Linked DNA regions of Homo sapiens: region 2 is linked to region 1. Evidence: chromatin loops called from intact Hi-C (ENCODE). Cell type or tissue: dorsolateral prefrontal cortex. All regions are shown on one strand.

Region 1 (5,000 bases):
GGGCTGTGCCCAACACAAAGTTGCGAGAAAGTCCCCATGATTTTTTAGGATCCACAGAGATACAGAAACCATAGGTTATCTGTGTCTTCTTGGCAGGTGCACCTAACACAATGCTCTGTACATATTAGGTTATAAAATTTGTTTAATTTTTGAACTGAGAAAATTTCATAGAATTTATTTTCTTGGTAGCTAGTAAATTCTCTAGTATTAAAGGTGTCTGAGCAGAGACTTGATGCCCACCTATGAAGGTTGTTGAAAAAGGTGAATCATGCATTAGTCAATGCCTTTTAGAGTGGTCCTCAATGTCACTTGAAGCCCTGTGATCCTACATTTCTATAAAGTTTAATCAGATTAGATTGAATTGAATCCTCTCAAACTCTCAAATTTTAGGCCTAGCTGCCCCTAAGCCTAATTTGTTTTTTAAGATGGAGTTTTGCTCTTGTTGCCCAGGCTGGCATGCAATGGCATGATCTCTGTTCACTGCAACTTCCGCCTCCCGGGTTCAAGGGATTTTCCTGCCTCAGCCTCCCAAGTAGCTAGGATTACAGGCATGTGTCACCATGCCTGGCTAATTTTGTATTTGTAGTAGAGATGGGGTTTCACCATGTTGGCAAGGCTGGTCTCGAACTCCTGACCTCAGGTGATCTGCCCACCTTGGCCTCCCAAAGTGCTGGGATTACAGGCATAAGCCAATGCACCTGGCCCTGAGACCTAAGTCTAAGTCCTCTTGTAGCCTTCTCTTGCACCAGCACCAACCAATGTTTGGTTATCCCTCCCATCTCTAATCCCCAATCTTTCATTTGGAGCCTAATCTGGGAAAAAATAACAACCTATCAGATTCTCTTATCCTGTACCCTTCCTGAGACACCATCAGTCAACTTTCAATTCACTTGTTGGTTCCTTTCATTTCTCCCGAAGTCATTTCCTTCAGCCAGTTATTTATTGGTTATTACTTCCGCCACATATTTATTCAACCAATAAAAATTTATTGAGCACCACTGTGTATCCTGTTACGTGTTTGGAGCTATCTAGAATACTGAACATGCAAACAGGCCGGGCACAGTGGCTCACGCCTGTAATCCCAGCACTTTGGGAGGCCAAAGCAGGTAGATCTCTTGAGGTCAGGAGTTCGAGACCAAACTGGCCAACATGGAAAAACCCCATCTCTACTAAAAATACAAAAATTAGCCAGGTGTGGTGGTTCACACCTGTAATCCCAGCTACTTGGATGGCTGAGGCAGGAGAATTGCTTGAATCCAGGAGGTGGAGGCTGCAATGATCCAAGATCATGCCACTGCACTCCAGCCTGGGTGAAGGAGTGAGACTCTTTCTCAAAAAAAAAAAAAAAAAAAAAAAAAGAACGTGTAAACAGCAAACACTTTGGTCCCTGCCCTCCATAGAGGCTAAACTGCCACATGTTTAGTAATTTTCAAAATGAGCTTAAGGCAGTTTATTACCAAGAGCTAAGTGGCATATCCAGTGTGAAAATGCTGTAGGATTTCAGAAGAAAGAAATACTACTTTCAGTTAGGGTGGTCTGGAGCAAAGGAAGTTTAAATTAGACATTTAAATATGGGAAAGATAAATCTTGACGGGGAGGAACAAGAAGAAGACAGGAATTAGAGCAGTGTGTTACATGCAAGGGTCTGACTGGATGGAGCACAGGGGAAACCTACGCTGACAGACATGGGAGATAAGACTGATATTTTTTATACAGAGTAGGAGGCAGCTATAACCATGTTTCTGAAAGCTGTCATCCTCAGCATTACAGTCCTGGAGGCTGTGACCCAGCCCCATTAACACTAGGGGCTATTTACGACTGAAGTAGGAAATGTGAAGTCATCAACCCTGAAAGCCTCATTCCAGCTACTTCCTACACGCAGAACCTTCCTAGGAATGAAGCATGTGTTGGCAGCAGCAAGCATCATTTGCAGGAAGGTCAGCAATCAGCCAGCTGGAAGGGAAGATGGGGTGGGACGTGGAGATTTGAGTGAGAGGGTAGATGTAGGTGGAAGGTTGAGGTGACAGACTGTGAGAAGGGTGGAGAAGAGGAGGTGTACCTGAGATATTGTTAGGAAGCACAGACATGTTGAGATAAAATTACTTGCAACTTTGTCTGCAGCACTGTGCTATTTCAGCACCCTTGTGACTGGACAGCACTTTCCCCCTTTGGCCACTCTGAGTCTGTTATGTGATATCTTCTTCCAACTCTACTTCTGATTCACCTTTTCCCTATTCTTTCCAATGGCCATCTCCACTGCCCTTTACCATCCTCAGCAGGCTGCCTGAATGAATTACTGTCATCTCCTTGGAGATGCCTGCATTTAGCAACCCAAGGAAAATCTATTCTACTAGGATGCAATCAAATGGGTTGATTTTTTTGTCTTTGTTTCCTGGAAGACAAAACTACATTTGGCAATTTTAGTGAATCTAAATTGCAACCCATAATCAGTATAAGCTATCATTCACTGGGAGCTAACTAGGTGCCAGGCACTATGCTGATCTACATACTGTGCATGCTATTTCTTGTTTGATTCTCACAACATTCCTTGTGAGGTAGGAATTTTCAACTCCTCTTTACATAGATGAGGAACCTGGCAATCACAGATATTATGTAGCTTATCCAACACTATACCACCAATAAATATCAGAACCAGGATTTATACCTGGTTTAAGTGATTTCCAAGGCCAAAGTGTGGACAACAGGATTTTAGGTGAAACACAAGTTAACAAATGTATTTCAATAGTTATTGTATTAGTCTGTTTTCACACTGCTATAAAGAACTGCCTGAGACTGGATAATTTATAAAGGAAAGAGGTTTTAATTGACTCATAGTTCAGCATGGCTGGGGAGGCCTCAGGAAACTTACAATCATGGCAGAAGGCAAAGGGGAAGCAAGGCACCTTCTTCACAAGGCAGCAGGAATGAGAACAAATGCAGGAGAAACTACCAAACACTTATAAAACCATCGGATCTTGGCCGGGTGCAGCAGCTTATTCCTGTAATCCCAGTACTTTGGGAGGCCGAGGCAGGTGGATTACTTGAGGTCAGGAGTTCAAGACCAGCATGGCCAACATGGTGAAACCCCTTCTCTACTAAAACCACAAAAATTAACCAGGCTGGTGCGTGCCTGTAGTCCCAGCTACTCAGGAGGCTGAGATGGGAGAATTGCTTGAACCCGGGTTGTAGTGAGCCGAACTCATGCCACTGCACTCCAGCCTGGGCAACAGAGCAAGGCTCTGTCTTAAAAAAAAAGATCTCATGAGAACTTACTCACTCACTCACCATCATGAGAACAGCATGGGGGAAACCACCCTTATGATTCAATTACCTCCACCTCGTCTCTCTATTGGGGATTATGGGGATTACAATTCAAGATGAGATTTTGGGTGGGGACATAGCCAAATCATATCAGTTATACATTTATTTTAGTATGCATTAAAGATACAACTGTTGCATTACATCCATGGACTTTAATGAAATTGGCAGGTCTAGACTTAGTTTATTTTTAAATAAGTTGGATTTTTTAAATATTAAGTAAATATTACAACTAGAATGAAAATTGGCAAAAAATATGACTGACTTTTGGAAAACACTGCACTAGGCTAGACTTTGCATATTATTGAGTGATATTTCTGAGAATTTACCCAATCCCCAATCTTGCAAATGCCACTATAGCATATAATTTCCCTATAAAATGCATAGTCAACAAAGGCACACTGATATGCAAATGCTAGGGGTTCTGCTAAATGGACTCACTAGGAAAGTGACTCATTGCAAACACCAGTGGGGCAGTGCAGATGGTTGAAATTCATAGCTCAGCAAAATTGCAAGTTTTCTTTCTGAAAAATCTTCAAGGTTAATTCGGTGAGTTCCTAGAGTCCCTTGTAATCAGCTCTCACCAAGTACCTATTCCTACTTCATCTATATTGATGTCTCCCAACCTGGAATTTTGGAACTTCTGGAGATCCATAAAGATCACAAGAGAGGTATCTTAGATCTAATATTAATATCTCCAAAAGCTGATGAAAGTGACACTTTAGTAAAGCAACACAGGCTAATTAAAAACATCAAGTGTTGCTGTTTATAGTTGGAATAACATAAACTCTATGCAGTAATTCTAATTATTTTTTTCTTTTTTAGAGACGGAGTCTTGCTCTGTCACCCAGGCTGGAGTGCAGTGGGGCAATCTTGGCTCACTGCAAGCTCCACCTCCTGGGTTCACGCCATTCTCCTGCCTCAGCCTCCTGAGTAGCTGGGACTACAGGCGCCCGCCACCATGCCCAGCTAATTTTTGTACTTTTAGTAGAGACGGGATTTCACCATGTTAGCCAGGATGGTCTTGATCTCCTGACCTTGTGATCCACCCACCTCAGCCTCCCAAAGTGCTGGGATTACAGGCGTGAGCCACTGCACCCGGCCTAGTAATTCTAATTTTTTAATTTTTATTCAAAACCTGGTTGGTAGTTAGTCTTTAATTTATAAAAATGAGAACTGCTCAGGTAAGGTGGCTCATGCCTGTAATCCCAGCACTTTGGGAGGCCAAGACTGGAGGATCACTTGAGACCAAGAGTTCGAGACCAGCCTGGGCAACGTGGTGAGACCTCATCTCTACAAAAAAATTTTTAAAGTTAGCTGGGCATGGCGATGCATGCCTATAGTCTCAGCTACTGGGGAGGCTGAGGTGGGAAGATCGCTTGAAGCTGGGAGTTAGAGGCGGTAGTGAGTTGTGATTGCATCACTGCACTACAGCCTGGACAACAAAGCGAGACCCTGTCTCAACAACAACAAAAAATGGGAGCTGCATTACATTAATAAGTGTTTTCGGAGGCAGCCACAATATTTCAGTATATGAAGTTTACAGAATATACTGCTTTGAGGTGAAAGGAGAGAGCCACTCTTGTAAATGATTCCAGGTTTGTTACCTATTAATGTCCTATTTTGTGCTGCACTTTGCTCTATCCAAGGATTTTTTGTATGTAAGAAACAGAAAACTATTC
Region 2 (5,000 bases), 620 kb before region 1:
GATAATCTTATATTTAGTGAACAACAACATGGGACAGTTAAGCTTTTCTTGCTTTAGTTTCTTGACGTGGTTTAAAGCAGAAGATTGAAGCATACAAATGAATGTACCAAATTTTCCTCATCCTGTTTTTAATTGTAAGAATTTTTCATTCACTATTAAACTTGGTGTAAAGATTTCACCTTCATTTTTATCAACTGAACACACAGTATCTTTTTTATTCTTTTGTTCTGCGAGTTTGAAAGTTGGACTTTCTGAGGTAGACAAAGGATGTTTCAATATTTTAAATGATATTTGAGAGAAAGTTGTAATTTAAAGGACAAGGCACTAGATCGAGTCAGGTAGCTGACGATTAAATCTTTCCAACCCCTTACTCTCCCTTCTCTACCCACATTCCTATCCTACTCACTAGTCATGTGCCTTTGTAATTTCCATTCCCTTTTGCTAAATCATTGGGGAAACATTACACCTTGTTATATACAGAAATATGGGAATGCTTTAATAGATGAATTACTTCAACTTTAACCTGACTAAATACAACTTCCTTCGGAGAGCCTACACTATCTTTTATGTTTCTTGTCTCTGTCTAACATAATTACCAAAACTTCCAGAAGGTTTAGAGAAAAAAAGCAGTTTTCCCTAGAGCTATGAAAAAATATATTTGTTTTCTGAATTAAATGCTTGCATTTCTTAGCACCCTTAAGTTTGGTGAATCTATTATGAAGATATATAATAGCTTTCTGGACTGTCTTTGCTTTTACTTTTTCAATAATTCAGCTCACCTCTGGGTCTCCATTGCATTCCGGTGTTCTGTAATTAGATGCTACAAGAATAAAAAAGCCTGCCTGGAAATTTACTTCTTAGGAACAGCACGGTGACGCACAGTGCTAGTACACCTTCAGGTCTTGTTTCATGTGCTAGATGGTGTGAGCAAATGTGTGTGTGTGGGAAGGGAGTGGTGATTAATTTCACTTCTCACGTATCAACTCCTTGATGGTGTTTATAACTACAGTTAATCTAAGTCACCACAATAGATCATGATTTCAAAATCTCCCCAAAAAACCCAACAAATTAATTTTGACCTTATAGATGAAAACCAGAAATCTTGGTTGGCTAACTCAGTTGGCTTAAAATGTCAATTTAGTTTTCAGATTATCAAGCTCCATTATGTACAGGGCAGCCTCTGTCTGAGGAGGATAAATCATAAGTCTTCTGGGAAAAATTGCAAAGAAGGAGTTATGGAACATGAGAAACATGAGAATAGCTTTCTCTGGCACATGGTTGCCATCACCTGAAAAGATCAGGAGCTTCTGAGCCCAAGGCCTAGACAACCTATACCTCCCCCATTCAGCCCCCTCCCTCCCCTCTTCTTTAGCAATGAGGCCTATTCAGCAACACACAGGAAGAACAGCCTTTACAGGCCAGGATCCACTGCATATAGGAATCTTTCTCATTGAAATCTACAGAGCTCAAGAGTATCTGCATTTGGAGAAGAGCCTGGGAAGCAGCTATCCAAGCACTGGGTGCATTCCAATCTCAGGTACACATTTTCCCTACTTGATATAATTGACTTTTTTCCCTCCTCATCCTGCTCCTCCTTCTTTACTTCATTTTATCCTTCTCCTCTTTTTCTTTCCCAACTTCTTTCTATGCCCAGCCCAAGCAGGAACTTTCCTCACCACTAGGCCATTTAGATTTCTATAAAAAAATTAAAGTCTAGAGTCTATATATCATAACCATTACAGTATATATTAAGATGTGTATCTGGGCATGTTTATTTCTTTTATGGTTTTAATTTTTATTTCATTAGTTTTGGGGGTACAGGTTGTTTTTGGTTACATGGATAAGTCCTTTAGTGGTGGTTTCTGAGATTTTAATGTGCCCATCACCCGAGCAGTGTGCCCAATATATAGTCTTTTATTCCTCACCTCCCTCCCAACCTTCCCCCATCGAGACCCCAAAGTCCATTTTATCATTCTTATGGACATATTTTGTTATGCCTCTATACCTCAGTTTAGGCAGGAAAATGTGGGCCTCCTGAGATTTAAGGGCTCAATGTCTACATATTTATATTTTATGTTGAAATCACCTCAAACAAGTGTTCTATCTGACTGTAAATAGGTATAAAAGAGTACTATCAAAAGCTGGATGAAAATTCTAACTGTTCTTATCAATTGTGTGACCTCAAGAAAGTCATTTAGTCTTACTGAACCCAATATACAGGATAAAGTGTGAGGGTAATATGAAATTAAGTATGTGAATGTGCCCATCATAATGAATGTGTATTTCATACCATTGAGATTTCTATACTAGCTCTTTCTTCACTTAGCTCTCCCTGGACTTCTTATTTTGGCTCTTGAGCTGCCTGAGCAAAAATAGGAAGTCCAAGGACTGATAGGTGAAGCTCGTCCCATCCAAATCCTAGCTTTTATTTTCATTCCTTGTTTAACTTCCTGCCCTCCAAGTTCCCAGCTCTACAGCAGACATATTTCAAGCTGACATTACACGGGTATTCATTTATAGAAACTACTCAGAAGGAGATGTCCTGTCGCCAGCAAGACATCAATTCACAGAGTATACGTTACTGCAAGGAGCTCTTCCCTTCCACATAGGAAATCTGTCAAATGGAGACTAAATGCCCATTTGGTTAATAACAACACCCACTTGCTCCCTGCAGGAATTGTCTGATGAATGAGAGACCTTGTGCGTAGGGCCTGCCGCTCAATGCAGTGCAATAAAGGCACAGGGACTTCCTACCTGAAATGTTCAAAAAAGAATGTGAAAATTCATAAATCAGGGCAGTTATTTATATCAGGATAGATTATTCTTTCAAAAATGGATTATGATTGAATTATTCTAAATAGGATGTTCCCTTTGTGCATTAAAGCATTTGTTGAGGTTTATGTATTGGGAGTGGAAAATTAAAATATTAAATTCCTTGGCAATTGAAGCTGGAATTGCGGAGTCATAGACTCTTTAGCCAAAAGCTGAAAGAATTTAAAACTAATCTAAACCAATCCTCTCATTTCACAATTAAAAACCCCGATTTTTACAGTTTAACTTGCTTAAACTCACAAAGAACCAAATCTTGTTTGACCCTTTTTTATATTTTATAAAGTACTTGTGGTATAAAAAGAAATTTTATACTTTTACCTTCATTTATTCACCATGATATAGTTATTTGTGCTTCAGTTTTGCAGTGGAGGAAACCAAAGCTTTGAGAAGTTAACTTACCTGTCTACTGTTAAAAAGAGGAACCGAGGTGTGAAACTGAGTTTTTGCCTTCCCTGACCAAGACTCTGAAAAAATAAGTCACCAAGTACGTTAGTAAATTTCAATGGAGGTCTTACTTAATGTGTAACTCACTTACACTCTTCCATAATGAGTCCTTGCCATGTGGAAGGCACTCTGAAGAATACAAATAAGACTGTAAGATGTAATTCCTACTTCCACAAAGTAAAGCCCCCTGCATATATGTTTACTGATGTAATGCACCTTAAGGTTAATGACTCAATGTTCAGTAACTACCAGCAGGAATTTTCCCAGTATTCCACAGAGCATGAATGGATCAGGGCATATTTGTTTTCAGTCTTGATAGAGTTGGCTCTTTGAGTGCCGCAGCCGACAGTGATAGCCCAGCCTCAGCCAATGTTAACTAGACACAAGCTGCAGAAAAGGCATGGTGTGAAGTTGATGAAGAAACCAGTTGATATTCAATATTGTTCCTGCTTCAGGAGCAACTTACAAATAACGTGGTGGAACAGAGGACATACGTCTAGGTAGATGATAGTTCAAAGACATTTGTGGCCATTATCAAATGAATAGTCTAGAAAATAATAATTAGAACTCATCAGGGACAAGAAAGAATCCTATGGGCAGGGGAAGATCCTCAGAGGATGTGGGATGTGAGCCAAGCTCTGAAGGAATAATGTAGATGGAACCCAGAATTCCAAGATTCCAACCTTACTTTCTAGTCAAAACTCTACCAATTGCCAGTGGTGAAGCTGGTATAAGCCACGTATCTCTGAGCCAATTTTCTTATCATCAAAGTGAAGACAATAGCACCAGCCATACCTTCCTTAGGGCGTTTTGCAGGCTAAATGAGATAGTGGGTGAGAAAGCATCTTCAGAATTGCTACCCTCTTTTGAACTATAGTGTTGCTGTTGGTAATAACATAAGCAGAGCTGAATGGGGAGTTCCTAAGCAACCATCTGAACTCGGGTATGGAGGTGGGATTGCACATGGCATGTTGGCAGGAGCTTGTAGGAAAGTTGGTCATTCAGATTAGAAGAGGGTCAACCACTAATGCCTCAGTCCGTTACTTTTACAGGCAATTGAAACTTGTTGTCATCAAACAAGGTGAAGAGACTGGGCCTTTGAGAATAATTGCATCTCTATAGAGAAATCATGCTTTTACAGAAAAATTTCTGTAGGATCTCACCTATCAGGTATCTAGATCCAAGCCTGAGAATTCTCCCTCCTGTTCATAACATGGAATTTCTCAGTTGTTAGCCTGTGATTATTTCACAAAATGTGTGGGGGGAGGGATAAGATATTTGTAGCATATTTAATTAGGAAAAAAAGTTATTGTATATACATATGCATATACACATGTGTGTGCATATTTATGTGTCTATATATATACACATATGTGTGTGTGTGTATTTTAAACTTTCTGGAAAACAGTAAGAAAAAGACAGATAACCCAATAGAAAATACAAAGTTTAATTGTCCAGTCTCCTTTTTCATGTTCATTTATATGGCCTATCTACAGTTTGGGGTAGTGATGAATTATGCTGATGTGAACATTTTGATCATGTATCTTGGTGCACAAATGCATTAATTTTTCTAGGCTAAATATACCTGGAAGTAGAATTGCTGAATTGTAGGGTTTATTCATTTTCAACTTTTGTAAATAATGTGATGCTATTTTCCAAAGTAGTTATGCCAATTTTTACTTCTATGAACAGTGTGTGGGAGTTCTTACTGCCAGTACTTAGTA

The links. A loop is a pair of places that touch in the nucleus more often than their neighbours do. Peaks named below come from ENCODE experiments on the same cell type or tissue, not always from the same donor. Only the 100,000 strongest peaks of a DNase experiment are listed, where the experiment ranks them.
Region 2: a loop joins it to region 1, with 3 times the contacts of the local background. A loop is called at or near these places in 1 of 110 quality-filtered maps.

The regions. Positions count from the first base shown.
Region 1 is chr11:57,882,641-57,887,640 of GRCh38, reverse strand. No RefSeq gene overlaps it. Among named protein-coding and RNA genes, the nearest start is that of CTNND1, 120 kb to the right of the region's middle. In dorsolateral prefrontal cortex, no CTCF peak of the experiment used is centred here; no DNase peak of the experiment used is centred here; H3K27ac peaks cover 1,959 bases.
Region 2 is chr11:58,502,006-58,507,005 of GRCh38, reverse strand. It overlaps OR5B21 (olfactory receptor family 5 subfamily B member 21), which reads left to right. Exons shown (of 1, transcript NM_001005218.3): 1 at 1-199. LOC105369313 (a long non-coding RNA gene) reads left to right here. Exons shown (of 5, transcript XR_007062673.1): 3 at 1,464-1,537. Among named protein-coding and RNA genes, the nearest start is that of OR5B21, 3.6 kb to the left of the region's middle. In dorsolateral prefrontal cortex, no CTCF peak of the experiment used is centred here; no DNase peak of the experiment used is centred here.